2 separate regions of the Homo sapiens genome follow, and region 2 is linked to region 1. Evidence: read pairs that join two places in POLR2A ChIA-PET (ENCODE). Cell type or tissue: PC-9. All regions are shown on one strand. Each heading gives the region's core, and the rest is flanking DNA. Links, peaks and the distances in the headings are about the cores only.

The links. ChIA-PET counts read pairs that join two places held together with the same protein. Peaks named below come from ENCODE experiments on the same cell type or tissue, not always from the same donor. Only the 100,000 strongest peaks of a DNase experiment are listed, where the experiment ranks them.
Region 2: POLR2A ChIA-PET joins it to region 1 with 12 read pairs; 3 of 35 experiments call an interaction of 5 or more read pairs at or near these places.

What each region holds. Positions count from the first base shown.
Region 1 is chr20:773,739-779,042 of GRCh38, forward strand. It overlaps a transcript of SLC52A3 not described here. Among named protein-coding and RNA genes, the nearest start is that of SLC52A3, 7.9 kb to the left of the region's middle. RefSeq lists an enhancer at 2,019-2,721. In PC-9, for the core only: no CTCF peak of the experiment used is centred there; a DNase peak (open chromatin) is centred at 2,133; H3K4me3 peaks cover 929 bases.
Region 2 is chr20:949,860-955,163 of GRCh38, forward strand. No RefSeq gene overlaps it. Among named protein-coding and RNA genes, the nearest start is that of ANGPT4, 36 kb to the left of the region's middle. RefSeq lists an enhancer at 1,963-2,463. In PC-9, for the core only: a CTCF peak has its summit at 4,099; no DNase peak of the experiment used is centred there.

The DNA of each region.
Region 1 (5,304 bases), core at 193-5,192:
AGAAGCTAGAAGGATCAGTTCCAGGCAAAGGTTTCTCTTTTGCATTCTTGCATCAAAAGCTGTGAGCCCCCAGCCCAAGAAAGTGAAGAGAATTGGGAGTGGGGTTCTGACCAGGGCCAGTGCACCGTCATTGTGTGGGCTGGGCCATCTCCTCCAGGGAGCTCAGGCAGCTTCCATCCCACCCAATGTCCCCCGCCCCCCTCCACATTCTCCTGCCCTCTGTTTTCCTCCATCAAAGTATTACTGACACCAGCTCAGTTACGGGAGTTTATCTGTGTCTATCTGTTGAGCGCTGGTCTCTCCCATTGGAGTGTAATCTCCATGTGAGCGGGGGCTTGTCCTCTCCCCCAGTGCCCAGGTGACCATCTGGCTTGCCACGGGCTGGGCCACCTGAGCTCCTGGCACCATGGCTGGGTTCTCGCTCTGCAGGGATAATCTGCCAGCTGGTAGGCACCTAGCCCTGTGGGCCAGACTGGAGGAAACCCGCCTCAGCTATGAGGGTTGTGTTGGCCAGGGTGACCCCTGGGGCAGTGCCAGGTGGCAGCCTGACACTGGATACATCTCACTCCTGGGCAAGGGTCTGAGCCAATTCTTTCCTGGGTTCCAGGCTCCTGGAGAACTTAGTGAGGCCTGTAGGCGTCTACTTAGGGCCTGGCCTCACCCTCATGAGAGTGGGTAGGAATGGACTGACTTTGAGCCCATGAAGAAGGGAGGCTGAGAGGTCAAAACCACAAAACCCACAGGGAGAGATGGGGGAGATGAAGGGGAGTGAGAGAGAAGAGACTGAGACAAAGAGACAGAAAGAACCGAAAGCTAGAAGCAGAAATGGGGAGAAAGGACAACAGAGGCACAGAGACAGGGAAAAATGAGAAGCTGCGGCTGAGAGGGAGGCAGGGAGGTGCCAGGAGGCAGGAGGCAGCTGGGGCGCTGGGAGCCTGGCCTCAGCCACCCTCACTGTTCACAGCCACATGTAGCAGAAGGCCATCTCTACCTCTTGTTGCTGGGACCTCAGAGTTCCCCTGAAACTCATCCCAACTCAATGTCCCTATTGCACAGGTGGGGAAACCAAGGCCCAGAGAGGAGATAGTGCTTCCCCGAACCCTGCCCCACCCCTGATCTCAGGCTGTGGCAGACATTCAGGCCTGTGCTCACCGGCTGTGCAACCTCAGGTCAGCTGCTCACCCTCTCTAGGCCTTGGTTTCTCCATCTGTGAAAGGGTCTGGGAATGCCCAGCCTTTCTGGGCTCAGCAGACCAGGAAAAAGGGAATGAGATAACAGGCGCTCAGCCTGGCCAGTAGAAGCGGACAGTGAGTTCTCTTCCCCCTTCTCCTCCCTCCCAAGGCCAGGAAGGGCTTCAGGCCTCCCATGGGGCTGACCTTGGTGGAGCAGCCTCCCCCAGGCCAGTTCCCCTCCCCTCCACGTCCATCCCAACTCCCAGCCTCCTTCCCAGGCTCCTGCGGCTTCAGCCTGGTCAAGTTGTTCCGAGATAGCATGGAGATGGCCCTGGGTAAAGTCAGTGGGGGCCCAGTCTTTTTTTTTTTTTTTTTTTTTTTTAAGACAGGATGTCGCTCTGTCACCCAGGCTGAAGTGCTGTGGCATGATCTGAGCTCACTGCAGCCTCAACCTTCCTGGCTCATGCGATTCTCCCACCTCAGCCTCTGAGTAGCTGGGACTATTAACCCATGCCACCACGTCCGACCTGGGTAATTTTTGTATTTTTTGTATAGATGGAGTTTCGCCACGTTGCCCAGGCTGGTCTTGAACTCCCTGAGCTCAAGCGATTCACCTGCCTCAGTCTCCAGAAGTGCTGGGATTACAGGCGTGAGCCATGACACCCAGCATGGGCCCAGCCTTTTGGTCTGGAGGCACCAGGGGTCTGGAATTCACCTGGATGGCTCAGCCTGTCCCGACTCCAACATGCCAGCTGAGGAGGAAACCTTTCTTCCCTCCTGTCCCTTTGATCTTTCACCTGGATGGCTCAGCCTGTCCTGACTCCACATGCCAGCTGAGGAGGAAACCTTTCTTCCCTCCTATCTCTTTGGACTCTCCCGACATGGCAGCCTGAAACTAGGGGAAAGGCCACGGGACACCTGCTGGCTCCAGATAAGTGCCCCTGCCATATCCTGGTCAGTGTCCCATGCTCCTAGCTAGCAGGCAGCCTTGGTAGCTGCAGCTGCACCCTCACAGGCCTGAGCCGCCCCGCTTTGCCCACTTACCTGCTGGTCCAGTTCCCCAGCCGCTCTGCATGGGAGGGGCCAGAGGCAGCTCGTTTTGTATAAAGCTGTCCCCGCCCAGAGCTCGGGGAAAGGCAGGCGGAGGGTGGGTGTGGCTCCCGGCAAGACCAGGCGCCTACTATGTGTCTCTGATCTGCCCTACAGCCCAGCTAGGAGGAGGATCCAGATGGTAGAACTGTATAATAAAGGGCTTGCTTTATTGAGGCTCTCTGCCACCCAGATTTCATGAGGGTTGATCCCCAGTTGACAAAAGCTATGTGCAAACAGTTGGTTCTGGCATCACCCTGAGATCTCCATAATTCCTTTCACACAGGAAGAGAGTTCCCTGGAGCAAAAACAGTTCAAATACTGGTGCTTCAGTAAGTCATGTGGAAAGCGGGGATAATAATAGTGCCCTCTTCATAGGACAGAAATCCTAACTGCCAGTGTGCACTGAGCTGACTCAGTGTCAGGCATGTTCTTGGGGCTTGAGAGAAATTAATGCATTTAATCTTCATGGCCTTTTGGAGAGATGCTATTACTATCCCTATTTTCCAGATGAAGAAACAGGCCCAGAGAAGTCGAGAGCCTTGTGTAGGTCACACACCTTGTATATGGCAGAACTGGTCTCTGATGCACACTGAGCTACCCTGACAAATACTGTAACCACCTGAGGGGTTCTTTCTGCCCACTGCATAAAGAAAGACCATGAGGCTGGCCATGCCACAGGGGAAATGAGTTTGTTCCCAAATCATCTTCAAAGCTTGTAGGTGAGGGGTTTTTCAAAGGCAGTATAGGGGAAGAGTTGGGGGTGGCCAGGTAACAGGTGCTTGCTGCTGATTGGTTGGGGTGGAGATGAAATCATAGGGGGTTGAAGCTGTGCTCCTACAGGCTGAATCGCTTTTGGGGGGGGGGCCACAGGAGCAGGGTTGGCGGTCCTGGTGGAGACATCAGGTTTAGGTGGAGCCATGGGTGTCAAATCTGCAAAAAACCTGGAAAGATGGCGGGGCGTGGTGGGTCATGCCTGTAATCCCAGCACTTTGGGAGGCCGAGGCGGGTGGATTACCTGAGGTCAGGAATTCAGGACCAGCCTGACCAAAATGGCGAAACCCTGTCTCCACTAAAAATACAAAAATTAGCCGGGCATGATGGCGGACACCTGTAATCCCAGCTACTGGAGAGACTGAGGCAGGAGAATTGCTTGAGCCCGGGAGGCGGAGGTTGCAGTGAGCCGAGATCGCGCCGTTGCACTCCAGCCTGGACAATAGAGCAAGACTCTGTCTCAATAAAACAAAAACAAACAAACAAACAAACAAAAAACAAAAAAAAAACACCAACTGGAAAGATATCTCAAAAGGCCAACCTGCAACAGTGGTGTTATTTGCAGGAGTAATTGGGGAAGTTGCATATCTTATAACCTCCAGAATAATGGCTGGCAATCATTTATGTCTACACCTTAGGAGGACCCAGGCTCCTCTTCTTTCCCCAGCCTGATGGCCTCTCATTAACTTTACAAAAGTGGTTGCTCACAGTGCTACGGCCTGTAAGTGCAGGGCCAGGATGTGAATGCAGACTCAAATTGGTGCCTCCATGGATGTAAAACATATTGCACAGATTCTGACACCTAGTAAATGCTCAGTGCATATTGACTTCTACAAATAATTCTGGCCTGCCTGTTGTGTTATTTTCCAAGACATTCATTTACTTAACAAGCAATCAATCACTCTCCAGGCTAATGCTTGGGGCGAGAGGTGAGCAGGCACTAGGGAAGGGGCCAGACCCCTCGCTTAGCAGGCAGGTGTTCAGGAAGTGTTGCCACTGTTGGGGCTCAGGACATACACACCCCCAAAATATGACTCTGGGAAACCAGAATGTGCCACCCCCAAATACACCTCTTTGACATACTTTGAGCTGGTTATTCAGAGAAACTGCAGACACAGGAGTAGCTCTGGAAAGCTATTCTTTGGTAAAAGAAATTTACATCTATCAAGGAAATCTACATTAGTAAAGGTGCCTGTATCAGGAAAAAGGCTGCTCCAGAAGAATTACCCTAGAGACTTTCTTTTTTTTTTTTTTTTTTAAGATACAATTTCACTTTTTTTTGCCCAGGCTGGAGTGCAATGCTGCAATCTCGGCTCACTGCAGCCTCCGCCTCCCGGGTTCAAGTGATTCTCCTGCCACAGCCTCCCAAGTAACTGGGATTATAGGCGCACGCCACCATGCCCAGCTAATTTTGTATTTGTAGTAGAGACAAGGTTTCACCATGTTGGCCAGGCTGGTCCCGAACTCCTGACCTCAGGTGATCTTCTTGCCTCTGCCTCCCAAAGTGCTGGGATTACAGGCTTGAGCCACTACACTGGCCACCAGACAGACTTTTATCTGCACAGGAAGACAACCATTATTTACCATACAATAATTCTTCCCCTCACCCTCCCATAACTGTGTCTCCGCCAATCCCCCAAAGCCCTAAGACCCTATTCCTTAAACTTCAATCATCTGACCCTTCTTTGAGTCTCATATTTTGTGGGATTTCCACGCACAGATATGTAATTAAATATGGTTTCTCTCCTGTTACTCAGTTTCATGTCAATTTAATTCATAGCCCAGCCAAAGAACCATGAAAGGTGGAGGGAAGCCATGTTTCCCTTCTCTATAGTACCAAATACTTTGGATCTGTTAAAAAAAAATTGCAGGACTCTAAATTTATGATGCCAAGGGAGAAGTTAAGCCTTGCAGAGTGTGAGTTATGTGGCTTGCAGGATGGCCACTTTCTTCTTCTTTTTTTTTTTTTTTGAGACGGAGTCTCACTCTGTCGCCCAGGCTGGAGTGCAGCGGCCAGGCTGGTCTCGAACTCCTGACCTCAGGTGATCTGCCTGCCTTGGTCTCCCAAAGTGCTGGGATTACAGGCATGAGCCACTGTGCCTGGCCACAATTTCATACTTATCTCTGCCAAATACTATAAGGTGTCAAAATTTGGCATAGAGGGTACAAAACTATAACTCAATCCAAACAGAATAATCTTTGCTTGTATAATTTTTTAATAATGAAACATCAATATTGGTTTAATAAAGGCAGCTATATCTTGAACTAT
Region 2 (5,304 bases), core at 260-5,259, 180 kb after region 1:
CGAGACACCCTCTATGCCCTCGGTCCTGGCGGCTCCTGCTTCCTCCTTTGTGTCCACTCAACATGATGGGTGGGCTTGGCCATCCGCAGACCCCTCTTGATGCCCCAGTACCTTCCCTGCCCCGCCCGACAGTGAGGTCCAGCCTCCTGAACAGCTCCTCTTGCTTGTCATTGGATTAATGGGCAGGAATTGCTTCTGCTTTTTCAAAGCCATTGCCCCCTACCACAGTCCCCTAAGATCATGAAGGTGCGAGCAATCATACTTGAACTGTTGGATGATGAATGCATCACTGTTGATGTGGAGGAGGCTCCCCAGTGTGAGGACTCAGAGCAGGGTCTCGGCCTCTCACAGACCTGGCTGTGTGCTTGGCTCCACCTCCTACGACCTAGGGCCCTGAGCCTCAGTTGCCTCACCTGTAAAATGCGGCAAACAAGCAAGCAACAAGATGCTCAACCTCAGTAGTAGTCGGAGAAACAAGAGCTAAATAGCAGTGAGGCACACCCTTTACCTCCATTCCCTGGATTAGCAAATAGTAGAGTCAGGAACTTCCAAGTATTCATGAGGGTGTGGGCGATGGGAATTCCATGTTCTGCTGCTGGGTGTTTGGACTGGTTTAGTACCTAAGAGCCTAAGAAAGAGTATATCTGATGACCCAGGCATTTTCCTCTTGAGTGTATACCCCAGAGAAATTCTCCTGCAGCTCCAGAAGGAGCCCATTCGAGGTCATGGGTCACTGTGATGGTGTTTGAGGATGTGAGCAGTAGGTGAGAATCCATGTAGATGCCAGGAAAAGCAAACTGCAGGGGCCTCTAAAAAATACCAGATAAGGGATGAGTGCGGTGGCTCATGCCTGAATCCCAGCACTTTGGGAGGCTGAGGCAGGTGCATCATTTGAGGTCAGGAATTCAAGACCAACCTGGCCAACACGATGAGACCCAATTTCTACTAAAAATACAAAAATTAGCCAGGTGTGGTGGTGCGCACCTATTATCCCAGCTACTGAGGAGGCTGAGGCAGGAGAATTGCTTGAATCTGGGAGACTGAGGCTGCTGTGAGCCAAGATCACACCACTGCACTCCAGCCTGGGCGACAGAGTGAGACTCCATCTCAAAAAAATAATAAAAATAAATAAATAAATAAATACAAGAATAAAATGAATAAAAAACCAGATGAAAAAGAAAACCAAAAAGTAAAAATAAAAAACACCAGGTGCATGAGAGAAAAAAAAAATAGAAGACGGGGAAATCTGTAGCACACGACCATTTCTGTGATTTTTTTTTTTTTTTTTTTTTTTTTTTTTTTTTTTTGCGACAGAGTCTCACTTTTTCGCCCAGGCTGCAGTGCAGTGGCGCAATCTCGGCTCACTGCAACCTCCGCCTCCTGGGTTCAAGCGATTCTCCTGCCTCAGCCTCCGGAGTAGTTGAGATTACAGGCATGCACCACCACGCCCAGCTAATGTTTGTATTTTTAGTAAAAACGGGGTTTCGCCATGTTGGCCAGGCTGAACTCGAACTCCCGACCTCCGGTGATCCACCCGCCTCAGCCTTTCAAAGTGCTGGGATGACAAGCGTGAGCCACCAGGCCCGGCCCATTTCTATGAATGAAAAAAACTCACAAGCTACAGAACATCCCTACACGCGTTAAAAGGATTCACACACATTCAAGCCCAGAGAACAGACTCACAGGAGCAGATGCCTGGGGGGAGGGGGAGGGGAAAGGGCAGAAGAGCATCAAGAGCGAAATCCAATTCAATCCAACTGTGCAACAGACAGTTTGCAGAATTGATGAGGATGTTTAACCCAGGTCTTGGCACCCTAAGTCCAAGTAAAAAAATAAATACGATACAGCAGGTAAAATGGGGGATGATGGAAGGGTGGCGATAGTAGTGCCTTTCTCATGGGGAACCCTCGAGGCTCCGATGAGCGAAACCATGCAGAGTGCTCAGCCAGGTGCCTGGCACGCAGCAAGGTGTCCGGTGCACAGCAGGGCCGCCCAGCTGTGAGCGGTGCGTGTATTCTCTCCAGCCTTGAATTCAGGCCTGGCTCCTTCTGCTTCCTGGTCAGTGCCGCTCTCTTGTGGCCCATACAGTGACAGGACTTAGACTGAATAGAGATCTGCCATGGTCCAAGGTATCTGATGGCGCTTCGGAGGAGGGAAGGGAGGGAGTCACATGGGGGAGATAGGATCACCAGAGGCAGATGGGATCACAGGAGGGAGATGGGGTCACAGGAGGAAGAGTGACTTCCGATTGGGGAAGAGATGGCGGATCAGATAAGGCCTCCTGGAGAAGGAATGTCTAGGCTGAAGGACAGATTCGACTGGGGGTCAAGGGGATTGATGAGCAAATGAAAGAATGAATGGAGTTAGAATATTGAGCATGAGCATTACTTAGCCCTACTGTGTGCCAAGGCTTTACATGCCTCATATCATTTCGTCCTCTACCACCCCTGGGAAGGCGACTTATTGCTTCTGTCTCCTTTGCAGCTGCAAAAAGGGAGGCTCAGTGGGTTAGCGACTCATCCAAAGTCAAGCCGCCAGCTGCACATAGAGCTCTGATACACACCCAGGTCGTGTGACTTGCTGGGGGACTCTATCTTCTCCACTTTGGGGTGGACTGAGGGACCCCAGTGAGCATAGGTACAGACCACCCCTGAGTCTGTCTGGACCATGTGTTAGCAGAAGTTTAATACTACACCTGTGCAGCAGGTGGAGATGGGTGGGACCTGTGTGGACGAGAGGAAGTGGATCTTGGGACAGCTACAGCATGCAGCGGCTCACCCCAGGGCTGGACCCTCACTCTTTGGCAGGCAGCTGGGGCACCACACCCAGGGGTTAAATGTGGAGACTCACTTCTTAAGCTAAAGGATGTGTCTGTCTTCAAGGCACTCTCCGAAAAATGCCTCATTTTGGAATTTATGTCAAAGCCATTTAAATCCTTATTAAGAGTATTTAAAGATCAGTTTTCAAAATGTCTCCTAAGTATTTCATTTTTGTTTTTCTCGACTTGGTAGTATATTCCCATGGCTAAAAATTCAAAAGGGACCAAAGATAAAGGTAAGCCTCCTCTCTTTCCATCCACTCTAACCTCTCCCCACCCAGAGCCATCACTGTTACTGGTTTCTAGAGTGTTTTGTCACCTGTAGGTTTTGTGCATTCATGAATCGTACACACGTGTATTTTCCCTCCTTCCCGTCCCCCCGCGTGGGGGCTTACTATGCGCGCTGTTCTGCAACTTGCTTTTTTCACTTGGCAATTCGTCTCAGGGACTGCCCCGTCATTGTGTCAAATCCTTCCTCGTGGTGCTTCTCGGCCATGCGGTGTTGCACTGAGTGCTGTGACATTGTATCGCAATGCCTGTCCTCTAGATATTTAGGATGTTTCCAGCATTTTGTGATCATACACAGGACTGCAGGGAACAGCTGTGTAAGCAGGTACACTTGTTCTGCAGCATGTGGGCCAGGCTAATTGTTATTTATTTATTTATTTATTTTTGAGACAGAATCTCACTCTTTCGCCTAGGCGGGAGTGCAGTGGCGCTATCTCAGCTCACTGCAAGCTCTGCCTCCCAGGTTCACGCCATTCTCCTGCGTCAGCCTTCTGAGTAGCTGGGACTACAGGTGCCCGCCACCGTGCCCGGCTAATTTTTTTGTATTTTTTAATAAAGACGGGGTTTCACCATGTTAGCCAGGATGGTCTCGATCTCCTGACCTCGTGATCCGCCTGCCTCGGCCTCCCAAAGTGCTGGGATTACAGGCGTGAGCCACTGCGCCTGGCCCTGGGCCAGGCTAATTGGAGGATGAATCCCTAGAGGTGGATTGCTGGGTCAGGGGACATGTGCGCTGTGATTTGAATAGATGTCAACTCACCTTCTGTAGAGGCTGGGTCAAGTCACCCTCTCCTGAGGAAGGTAGGGGAGGGTGGCGGCTTACCCCCACCCAGCCCAGGCCCTGTGGTTTCATTTTCTTTTTTTTTCTTTTTTATGGCTCTTAGCCAATCAGATAGGTGGAAAATGGTAGCTCTGTGTGGCTTTATTGTCATCTAATTTGAGTAAGGGTGTTTGGAGTTCCTTTTCTGGATGAGGCATTTTTGCCACACGGGGACAGCGCTGAGCCGACGACACGGCAGTGCCGCTCTGGACACGCTGATTCTCCCTGAGGCTCATCTTCTCAGGCTGAGTGGGACTGTGCCTGTGGATGCCCGCTCATGGAGTAGTCGCCTGGTGGAGGGCAAGGGTTTTGAGTTCCCATTCCACTACTTACTTTCTGAGCCTCGGATTCCCCCTCTGTAAAAAGTGGAAAGAATAATAGAACCCACTTCAGATGGCTCTGAGGAGGATGAATTTAAGTTTTTAATGTGAAATGCTTGGCACAGTTCCTGGCTCAGAGTTAGTGCTTAGGAAATGTTTGTTGAATGAAGAAATGAAAGAGATATAATCATCTTAAAAATTGTATTGAGTACTTATTATGAAGCCTTTCTCATGTATTCACGTATTTTAACTTCACAGTGACACCAAGAGGGGTACTTTTATTATCCCCCTTTAAAGACAAGAAAACTGGGCCGGGTGCGGTGGCTCACGCCTGTAATCCCAGCACTTTGGGAGGCCAAGGCAGGCGATCACGAGGTCAGATTGAGACCAGTCTGGCTAACACGGTGAAACCCCGTCTCTACCAAAAAATAGAAAAAATTAGCCGGGCGTGGTGGTGGGCACCTGTAGTCCCAGCTACTCGGGAGGCTGAGGCAGGAGAATGGCATGAACCCGGGAGGCGGAGCTTGCAGTGAGCCGAGATCGCGCCACTGCACTCCAGCCTGGGCGACAGAGCGAGATTCCGTCTCAAAAAAAAAAAAAAAAAAAAAAAGAAGATGAGAAAACTGAGGCACAGGGAGAGATACAGGATCTTGCCTAAAGGCTCATAGCTGGCGTCACTGGCGGCGACGGGATTCGTGATCTTCTGTCTGCTCTTACCCACCTCACTTCCCTGCCTCCCACTCTAGGAGAGAGGTGCCACCATAAACCCCATTCCAGCTGTCCATTGCATGAAACAACCTCCTCAACCTCAGAGGCATAAACAAACAACCATTTTATCATGTTCCTGGGTTCTGTGGATCAGGAGTTCAGGCAGGATAAGGTGGACAGCTTCTCTCTGCTGGGCCTTCGATGGGAGGACTCTGTGGCTGGGAGGGTTCTGCAGTGGGGGGTAAGGAGGGGCAGCGGGTAAAACAGCAAGGACTAGAAGACCCACTTGCGAGAAGGCTTCTTCAGCTACAAGTCTGGCTGGAGGATCCATTCCACCTTGTGGATGGTAG